Regions from separate parts of the Homo sapiens genome. Here region 1 is linked to region 2. Evidence: chromatin loops called from intact Hi-C (ENCODE). Cell type or tissue: heart left ventricle. All regions are shown on one strand. Links, peaks and the distances in the headings refer to the core of each region. The heading gives the core; the rest is flanking DNA. Region 1 overlaps PRKCE (protein kinase C epsilon). Region 2 overlaps PRKCE (protein kinase C epsilon).

What was found. A loop is a pair of places that touch in the nucleus more often than their neighbours do. Peaks named below come from ENCODE experiments on the same cell type or tissue, not always from the same donor. Only the 100,000 strongest peaks of a DNase experiment are listed, where the experiment ranks them.
Region 1: a loop joins it to region 2, with 2.5 times the contacts of the local background. A loop is called at or near these places in 23 of 110 quality-filtered maps.

What each region holds. Positions count from the first base shown.
Region 1 is chr2:45,885,319-45,890,695 of GRCh38, reverse strand. The region is part of intron 2 of PRKCE (protein kinase C epsilon); the gene reads right to left. Among named protein-coding and RNA genes, the nearest start is that of PRKCE-AS1, 210 kb to the right of the region's middle. RefSeq lists an enhancer at 200-349. In heart left ventricle, for the core only: no CTCF peak of the experiment used is centred there; no DNase peak of the experiment used is centred there; H3K27ac peaks cover 951 bases.
Region 2 is chr2:45,933,904-45,939,280 of GRCh38, reverse strand. The region is part of intron 2 of PRKCE (protein kinase C epsilon); the gene reads right to left. Among named protein-coding and RNA genes, the nearest start is that of PRKCE-AS1, 260 kb to the right of the region's middle. RefSeq lists an enhancer at 2,811-3,120. In heart left ventricle, for the core only: CTCF peaks have their summits at 2,495 and 2,703 (motif pointing right); DNase peaks (open chromatin) are centred at 280 and 2,810; H3K27ac peaks cover 405 bases.

The DNA of each region.
Region 1 (5,377 bases), core at 263-5,262, 49 kb after region 2:
AGAAAGTTTTGAAAAGACCAGGTGTGGTGGCTCACACCTGTAATCCCAGCACTTTGGGAGGCTGAGGCAGGCAGATCACTTGAGGCCAGGAGTTCGAGACCAGCCTGGCCACCATGGTGAAAATCCCATCTCTACTAAAAATATAAAAATTAGCCAGGTGTGGTGGTGGGCGCCTGTAATACCAGCTACTCAGGAGGCTGAGGCACGAGAATTGCTTGAACCTGGGAGGTGACCGTTGCAGTGAGCCGAGATCACACCACCGCAATCCAGTCTGGGAGACAGAGTGAGACTCTGTCTCACACACACAAAAGTTTTGAAAAGATACTGAGAAACAGAAGGAACAGAGAGTACTATGTACTGAAGTATTTCTATGACAGTTTCAAAATAATCCGAGGGAAAGAGGAAATGGGTACAAGTACAGATGAAGCAAGACTGGCCATGGGTAATAACTAAGCTAGGAATAGGTCCATGGGAACTACATTATTCTTTCTGCTTTTGATATTGAAATTGTCCATAATAAAAGCTTGAAAAGATTAAATCATAACTACCAAAATTAAAACGACTATCCTTCAGAGTCTAATCACCAAGGGAGAGGACTCAAATCTCCGGTAATGGTGATAAGTAATTGCTCTGGAACAGACAGTAAGCACTGAGCTCCATGTATTAGAAAAAGCTGGGATTCAGTAATAATGCTAAACCTCCATTTACTAGAGTGCTTTCAGGGAAAAAAGGCACTTCAATAAGGGACTGACCACTGAGGATTTGAGCCTAAAGAGCACAGAAGAGCGAAGGGGTAGTGACTCTATCCTCTGCACGGCTCATGCAGTTGCAGCCCACATGTTAATCTGTGTGGTTAACTGGAGGAGGAGTGCGTGACCTTTGTGTACATATGAAGCTGGTATCAGTCCCAGAATATCAAGCTCACTAAATCAGAACACATAAAAATGGAGGGAGCCACAAGCACGCTCATAATTCTGCAGATACAACTTCTGTAATTCTGCAGCTGCCATTTCCCATTCCTGGGAAGTCTATTTAAGGCATGCCTGACTTCCTATGGGAACACACCTAGTGTTAAGAAGCAGAGGTGTACACTCAGATTTGAGGGCTTCCCCCACCCCACCCCACCCCACCAACAGCCAGTACTGCATTTAAATACTTAAGCAGAAACTTCAAAAAGGATTTGCCTGAGAATGACACACACATGCCACAGACAAACTCTGTTAAGTATTAATGTAGAAAATCAAAATCAGTGGGAGATTTGCTATAAGACACAAGTTCATCGTTGAAGGTGTCCTCTCACCCTCTTCTGCATCATCCAGTTTTTGGAGGGCGCTTATGGACCATTTATGCCTGGTGCAGTTCTCATCACTGTCTCTAGGGCTTTGCTGTCCTGGCTGCAAGTCCTTATAAGGTGGAGTCGGCTTTCTCCCGCCCTCCATACATTTCACGTGGTACCACTGCAGCTGTCAGCTCTCCTGCACTCACACCCCACAGCGTGTTTCCCTCCCCCAACTCGGTATACTCTTAGTCGCTGAGCTCCTGCCCCAGCTGCCCCTATTTTTCTTAAGCTAAATGCAGTTCCTTCTCTGTAACACCATCTGCTTCTATAACAGAGCAACCCAAATGCTATGTGGTCTACAGATAATTAGTATTTTGTTGTAATTTCTAATTATGATCACAGGTTACCTCTTTGGGGGTATCTCAGGATAAGTCTCAGGCCATCTGAATTCCTGAGAGAACCCCACACGGGCTGGTTTTGCTGGTCAAGGTCTCCCCACTTTTGATTCTCCTTGAAGGGCAGAGCACCATCTGTACTTGAGGAAATCTTATCATCTTGACAGTAAACATTCCTGATGGAGGCTATTGAAAAGGTTAACTCCCTGGAAATCAGACAAGCCTTTTCTCCACAGTACTCCCTGGCTTGCTCTTTGGAAGAGTATTTCTGGCCAGGTGCGATGGCTCACACTTATGATCCCAGCACTTTGGGAGGCCAAAGCGGGTGGATCACCAGAGGCCAGGAGTTCGAAACCAGCCTGGCCAACATGGTGAAACCCCCATCTCTACTGAAATTACAAAAATTAGCTAGGCATGGTGGCAGGCACCTGTAATTCCAGCTACTGGGGAGGCTGAGGCAGGAGAATTGCTTGAACCCAGGAGATCGCGCCATTGCAGTCCAGCCTGGGTGACAAGAATGAAACTCCAGCTCAAAAAAAAAAAAAAAAAAAAAAAAGACTGTTGGGAAATACTACTTCTGCATTTTTTAAAGATGAGGCATGAGGCTTTCCAGTGGCCAAATGTTTGGGGAACCCTTGTATGCTGTATCCACATCTAGAGATTCACAACAAACATTAGCATAGTAAAGGCTTGGCAATTAAGACAGCTTCTTAACATATTGTTTCCCCAAATAATACACAGTGAGACTAGAGTTCTCCAGAACTCCTTGGGCTGTTGCAACTACAGCTTAACAAGTTTCAAAGGAGCTAAGCAGGAGCTAGAGGACAAACCCAGCGCCTTTTGCCACTTTTAATTCTTTGCCATCTGTTATATCTGGGATCATCCACACACACATTCCCCAAAATATTCACAACGATTCCATGTTCTGGCTATAACCTCAGTTCTGTTTTCATCTGCTGACTCTGGAAATCTAGGTCCATTTCTAATGATCACAGATCATGGGAGATAACAGTGGATTGGCTTCCAGCATACATTCTATCCTTCTAGTGTGCCCACCTCTCCTATGTGGGCAGAGGATGGGAAGCTAAAGCCAACTCTCAAAGTCCCTGCAGCTGCAGTTCCAGATATGATTTCAGTTGGGCCAGTTAGATGTGCTTTTGTGAAATTTAGAACGCCAAAGTGAGGCAGAGACCACATTTTGGCAGTAGCTGCCATTTGCTCAGCAAGCAAAGTCCAAGAGGCACCTGGTTCTTCTATGACAGTTTTAGCCAATGTTGCAGCATCCAGGTACCAACTTTGTGGGTTCCAGGAGGCAGGACCAGGACATCATTTGCAGATGCTGATCATAGCTGATGTGGCATGGTTCTAGAACCATAAAAGTCATGGCTTCCTGATTGTGGGACCCTCTCAATCATGGCTGTTGCAATGTGGTTCTGGAGAAGTGGCTTCATCTGTAGGAGTGGCAACAGCTTTCTTGGTGGTCTAGTTCTGTAGTGTGGTTCCGGGGTACTTATTCCTGAAACCGCCACCTAGAGACCTTTGTCTTCAGAACTCTTCATAGTTCTATAAGCCATTTAATTCCTTATAATAAATCCCTTCCTCTTGTTTGCTGTGATATATTCTGCTTTCTACAACTGAACCTCGACCTACACCCTAACTCAATCTGTGTTCCAGCAAGGATGATCTAGCTTCTCAGTTTCATCTTGATGGCTGTGGAATTTCAGACACAGATCGCTATCTATTGTCCATCTAGGTAGGAAGCCTTCTGCACGGTTGACTGTGGCCAAAATGCTGAGAGTATAACCTGCAAAGCTGACTTTCTGCAACCAAGCATGTATCCTGGGTCAGGCCCAATGGGAGGCCCTGCCTATCAAGCAGGAACGAGGCTAAAACTTCTGGAGGAGCAACTCTGTTATAAGCCATTACAGATAGACACCATGTAAAAACCCAGGCATCAGAGTTTACAAGAAGGAGCAATACTCCTGGGTTCTAATTCCAGGCCATATTACTTAAACTCTGAGCTTCTGACCCCGTTCTGCCACGTGAGGCTAGTGACATCGTCCACCTCACACAAAGATAGGAAAGAACTTGAGAGTAGACCCGAAAGGTCTTTGGAAAAAACTATTCTAGTGAAGAATGACATTTATTACTACTACTATCATTACTAGCATTCAAGAATCATAATCAAGAAAAGAGGGACCTTTTCCCACACTTTTAAAGGCACTTTCTAAGTCTTTAATACTCATAACTTTTCAGCACATTGGCATTTAAAGAAAAAGGTTTACGAGCTTCATAAAAAATCAGCACTCGAAGTGCAATGCTTCCTTTAGATTATAGCCAAGCATTAGAAAGGTTTGAAAAAGTCATTTGACTTCAGCATTGTCAAGACTCATTGCAGGGTTACTGTTATCACGTCAGCTGTATTTTTGTGCTATTCTCCAAGATGGCTGGACTATTTCCTGTGCCCATGTAGTTAGGTAGTTCTGGGTTTTTACTGTTGCTGTTTATGTTTAAGCAAGCCTGTTGCTTCACTTTTTAATGCAATAGAAGTCAGCATGGCAGGTTTGTTTTACTGCTAGCATTAAAATGCCAAGTCCCCTCTAAGCAAATCCTCTTCACACAATCTCATAGTGTGCTCTAAGATAGCCAGACGGTCATGGGCAGGGGTTCTCAGGAAGAGACAGAACAGGCAGGAAAGCAGACAGCAGCCAGACACAGGCTACGGAGCTCAGAGTGGGAGTGGGTTAGGAATTGGGACAGTTGACAGAGAGGAAATGAGAGTCACCTGGAGCCAGAGCTCCCTGGGCTGAGGACAGTCCTGCAAGCACTTCACCATGCATTCTAAGGCCAAGAACAGAAATGGTCCAGCATGTGAAGCAAGCCCAGAGCCCATGGCCCGGACAGGTAAGAGTTCCACCTGCCAGCAAACGTGGGGTCAGTGGCAAGACAGCCCAGGTAGGCCTCTTGAGGAGGAAGAGGAGGAGCAGGAGGCCACACTGACCAGGGAGTTCAGTGGGAAAGATTCACGTTCTGGGGAGGTGTGGGTCTAACATTCTTTACACACCTGATTCTTGGATTTACATTGTCAAAAGAGCCTTCGTTAAAAAGCAACTCCATGGGATTTCTCCGAGGCTCCCTCGTGCACTTAAAATAAGATTTTGCTTTTTAAATTATCCTACACACAACATTTTGGGAAAATAACAAAAATCAAAGCACCCAAAACCCACAAATTTGTGGATTTGTTTTTAACTGTAAGAGAAACCATTTTACACTGCAATATGAAATCATAGGAGTTGCCCTAACCCCCAAAATTCACTTTAGGATGAAGTGTTTGCTTTGGCTAGAGAACTAAATCCTATCTGTTGTCAACAACAGTCAGAGAAATTTGGCTGGGCTACGATTATGCACTGCCCAAATGGCCATCCAGACCAGAGGCAATCAGACAGATATATTAATTCATGTAGATTAACTTTTTTAAATGAAGTGGTCCAGGCTTGTTTTGTATAGGAAGACATGTATCAAAATACACATAGCCACTCTCTCTCTCCAACCCAATTAATAGCAGCAGCTTCCTCCAAGGACACTGGAGAATGGGCTGCGAATATAAATGTCCCAGGCAGAAGGTCTCTGAAAGCCAGGCCTTCTGAAGAGAGCTTTGCTCTGTTCCCTAGGGTCGATAAAAAAAAGGAAGCTTTGTCAGGTC
Region 2 (5,377 bases), core at 206-5,205:
ATTGGGGTGCTACCAAAATAAATGCCTAAGGTCTTCAATAACAGCACTTGGCACTTGTATCAAATTTCTTTCCCGAAACACACCCATATCCCTTGTCTTATTGAAGCCTCCAAGTGACTCTGTGAGTGAGGGCATAATGTATAATGTTTGGTTTTGGTTTTATATTTTCCGGGAGAAGAAACAACGGGGAGATTTATAGCCCGGCACCTCCTCCACCCTGGCAGGGTGCTGTGGGCTGGATTTCACTGGGACAGCAGGGTTGGATGAGGTCAGAGCCAGCGTGGAATTAGCCTACTGCGCTGGATTCCTGAGTGTTGACTCAGCCGCAAGACTCCAGAGGGCAGAGCGCTGAATGTGCTAGAAAGAGTTACGAATGAGGTGCCCACCATGTGTAACTGGGTGAGAACACCCAGCCTCTGCCCTCAGGGGTTTGCAATCTAATACATCAGGAATAGGGCCAATGTTTGAGAGAACTGTAGATGAGTGAGAAAGAAAACTGGCACGACTTTGTAAATATAAGCTTTCTCAATTTAAGCAAACTTGCACATTTGTTTACTTTGTTCTAAGAGTTGCTGAATAAGGCATGATACCATGAGTTTATGGTCAAACAGCCAGGGAAAGGCAGCATCTAGGCAAAAGAGAAGGGACCCATAAGTTAGGAAAGAATGCAAATTGGAGGCCAGGAAAAGTTTGCTAACTGAATAAATAGCTGCTGCAAGGCTTGATGGGGGTTTGAGGGGTGGGCGCTGAAATGTTGAAAGGGACACAACAGGTCAATCACAGACACAAGGTGGAAAATGCAGGGATATCTATAGAGTGGGTAGGGAGGATGTAGGTTCCAAGTCACTAAGGATAGTCCTAGATTTTGCCTGTTTTCTTAGAGTAATTATGTATAGTGTCACTTATCATTCTCAACTGTGTCCTTTCTTGGAGGATAAATGATATAGTCACCCTAGTTCTCCAAAACTCACAAGATGCATTGAATTGCCAGATAGCCCCCCTCCAGCCAAGCCATCTACACCAGCTTCTATATTTGCACCACCTCTCCAAGGGGCTAAATACCACCTCCAAGAGACTAAATACCACCCCCATCAGCCCTGCCCTGAGGCTAAGAGAGCAGATGGTTCTATGTGGGTGTGAACAGTCTTTAATTCTTCATTTCTGGGCTAACACTGGCTCCTGAGAATCCAAGAGGAACAGAGGGAGGAGAACAAGAAGAGGCCGAAGGGGAAGGGTCGGGACCCTCTGAGTGACATTAGTGGTGCGTAACGTAAAGGCTACTCTCACTGTAGAGAAGCCAGCATGGCAGCAAGGAGGGCGAATGGGCCTTGGGTCCAGCAAGACCTGCAGTCTGCTCCCAGATCCCCACAGTCATTGCTGAGCCTCAGTTTCCTCACCTCTTTAAAGAAAAGTGGGGTGGGGGAGGATAATATCTACCTTCCAGAGTTGGAGTGACAGAATGTAATCATTATCAAGTACCAGGTACACAGTAGGCGTTCGATAATGGCAGCTTTTGTTGGAACGATGATATATACCTACAAGTTTTCTTTCTTTTTTTTTTTCTTTGAGACGGAGTCTCACTTTGTCACCCAGGCTGGAGTGCAGTGGTATGATCTCGGCTCACTACAAGCTCCACCTCCTGGGTTCACACCATTTTCCTGCCTCAGCCTCCCGAGTAGCTGGGACTACAGGTGCCCGCCACCAGGCCTGGCTAATTTTTTTTTGTATTTTTAGTGGAGATGGGGTTTCACCGTATTAGCCAGGATGGTCTTCATCTCCTGACCTCGTGATCCGCGCGCCTGAGCCTCCCAAAGTGCTGGGATTACAGGCGTGAGCCACCACGTGTGGCCATACCTATGAGTTTTCTTAAAACCAAATTGTCAAAAATGTGGGGCCTACCAGGTGTTAGCCTCCATCCCATAACATCGTGGCTCAGGTCACCCTCAGAAGGAGACACAGGGAGTCCTAAGTGTATTCTGGGAGTGACCTCTGTGGCAGACCAAGGGACACAGCTATGGCCGGGACACCAACAGCTTCTGCTATAATCTCCCCAATTTTTTTTTATTTAAGTGCAATTATTTTTATTTAAGTACAATTATAAAACTATAAAGGGAACATTTTTAGAGGAGTAATAAAAACCAGATGGACATGGAATCTTTTCTTCCCAGCCAAAGGGGATCATCTTGCTCATCCCCTGGGAGCACTCTTCTTTCATGATCACTGTCCCAGGAGCCCACAAAAGGTCCAAGCATCTATGGAACTTAAAATACAAGTACTGGAAGGCTTGTGTCTGTACCAGGCTCTGGTTCTGATCCTGGAAATTCAATGTCACAGTCTGAACAGGTGTGCCTGCTGATTGATTATAGCCTGAAAGTACAAGAGGGACAGGCAGAGCTTTTGTCCCTGCCCCTTTTAATAAGAACACATACCTGCGGTAGGTTGTGGATTGGAGGAAGTCTCTCAGAGCCGGGAGGAGACATTCCCTACACCAGTGGAAAATCTTTGGGTCCTCCAAAATCACACTTCTTTAACTCAAGTTAAATGAGGCCTTAAGGCGCTTAACTGTTAAGAAATAATAACAAGAAAAATCAAAGATTACGCAAAAAGAGGGCTGCAGGGGCTGCAGGCTGTCCTTAGGGCATCCTCCGGCCTTGGTGGGTAAGGTTAGGAAAACCTGGCTGCATTTTCCAAACCCTTCCACCAGAGCCACACGGGGGCACACTAGTCAATGTTTTGGATGTCGGGCCTCCCGCTGGCTTCCTCTCGGTAAAGAAACCTGGAGGAGGAGGACAGTGAGGGCAGAGGCGCTACTGGATGACTCCTTGCTTGGCCCACGGCCACCAAGCCAGTGACTTAGGCAGATTGTCCTTGAGTGATTCAAAACCACGTGGGTGCTGGCCCAAAGGTTTCCCCTTACTTTCTAAGCATGTTCCCAGCATGGCTGGGGCACGGGTTCCTGAGCTATTACTCAGGAGAGCAGGGAAAAGAATTGAGTGAATAAATGGAAGGTCTAATAACCTCTTAACCTGATACCAGGAAGGCAAGTGAGTAACCCCCAAGGGGTGCTTGGGGGCACAGCAGGCAGGGGTGGGCAGGGTAATAGCTCATTCTTCAGTGGGTCGCCATAGCATCCTTGGCGTGACCAGAGTGCTGGCCCTCAGTGCCTGCCCTCCTAGGGTGAAGGATCAGCCTCAAAGGCAGGGCAGCAGGCTGGCTCCTAACAGAGCCTCTTGACAGAGGGTCTCCTACGAGCACACACTGCTGCCTCACCAATAGACATGGGAACCCCAGGGGACAGACCAGGGACCAAACCCCAGCCATCACCAGGCACTGCAAGGCGCCAGCCAGCCTGCACTCCAGGACTCCAGTGTGCCTGCTTTCCAGAGCACAATGGGTCCAGGTGCACACAGACACAGCAGACAAACCAGAAGAGAAGGCATCTAAGTCACCACCTTCTATCAAGAATTCAGCTAAGCTGCGATTTTTTTTTTTTTTTTTGAGACAGTCTCACTTTGTCGTGTGGGCTGGAGTGCGGTGGCATGATCTTGGCTCACTGCAACCTCTGCCTCCTGGGTTCAAGCAATTCTTCTGCCTCAGCATCCTGAATAGCTGGGATTACCGGCACGTCACAATGCCCAGCTGATTTTTGTATTTTTAGTAGAGATGGGGTTTCACCATGATGGACAGGCTAGTCTGGAACTCCTGGCCTCAAGTGATCCACCTGCCTTGGCCTCCCAAAGTGCTGGGATTATAGGCGTGAGCCACCGTGCCCAACCCTAAGCTGCAATTTTATATGAAGACCTTGGAAAAGAAAAACACTTTTGTTTATAAACATGGTATAGTATGCAAATTTTAAAGTATTAATATTTTTTAGCTAAAACAGTACTTCAAAAGTTCTTAGCTTGAGGCCGGCTCTGAGAGGAGGGGGTTTATTTTCTTCTGCCCCACTTATCTTTGGTGAATGGCAGAATGTTTGTTTAATAAAAAGTCAGTAAAGCAGAGAATCATGCAAAGAAAAGATGTATGTACTTTAAGTATTTTAACTAACAATATTCAAACTGAAAATATTGAAAAACAAATATATGTACTCACTTGCCAATAACAGAAGGCCAATTTCTTTAAGGTATGGTCCCCCTCATCATCTCTTACAGACAAACATTATCTATGATTTCCATTTCCATTTTCTATGTGTGTGTGTGTGTGTGTGTGTGTGAGAGAGAGAGTGAGTGTCTCGCTTTGCTGCCCAGGCTGGAGTGCAGTAGTATGATCATGGCTCACTGCAGCCTCAACCTCCCACGATCAAGCAATGCTCCTGCCTCAGCCTCACAAGTAGCTGGGACTACAGGCACATGCCACCATGCCTGGCTAATTTAAATTTTTTTTTTTTTTTTGTAGAGACATGGTCTCTCCATGTTGCCCACGCTGGTCTTGACTCCTGGGCTCAAGCAATCCTACTGCCTCAACCTCCCAAAGTATTCAGATTATAAGTGTGAGCCACCATGCCCAGCCCAATTGTGGTTTCTTTCTAGTGGAGCAAAAATTAAAGATACTTGTGAAGTAATGTGAATTTGGAATCTTTTTAGAGCTTTATTATTTTTCTCACACAATTTAGCAGTAATTTTTTTTTTTTTTGAGGCAGAGTCTCGCTTTATCACCCAGGCTGGATTGCAGTGGTGTGATCTCGGCTCACTGCAGCCTCCGCCTTGTGGCTTCAAGTGATTTTCCCGCCTCAGCCTCCCAAGTAGCTGGAATTACAGGCATGTGCCACCACGTCTGGCTAATTTTTGTATTTTTAGTAGAGATGGGGTTTTACTATGTTGACCAGGCTGGTCTCAAACTCCTGACCTCAAGTGACCTGCTCGCCTCAGCCTCCCAAAGTGCTGGGATTACAGGCATGAGTGACCATGCCTGGCCAACAGTAATTTTATAGGAAATTTATCTTTGGCTTTTTCCGTCACATTCAACTTAGTCTTAATAGAAACTTTTTTTCACACTCATCTCAGTTTAAATAAGATTTCATTACAATTATTTATTACAATAAGAACAAATACAAGTGGCTTTTGATAAACACACAACTACTGGTGGGGACAGAAGTGTACAGTGGGAGTACGGCATAAGCTGCTCCACTATGGCTGTGAGCTTTCAAGTGTGCCCTGAGCGTGTGTCAGAGAGAATGGGAGACAGAGTTAATTTGGCAAGTCGGTGACAGCAGAGGTCAGTTAGGAGACTACCTCTGGAACTTTGGTGGAAATCTCTGAAAAGTCACAGACTCAGTGTTTATAATATGGACAAATTCACTGGATAAAATTCACATGCAACTCTTTAGAAAAACATGATGCCTGAAGCCAGGAGTACCTGCACTTATGTTTGCTTCCAC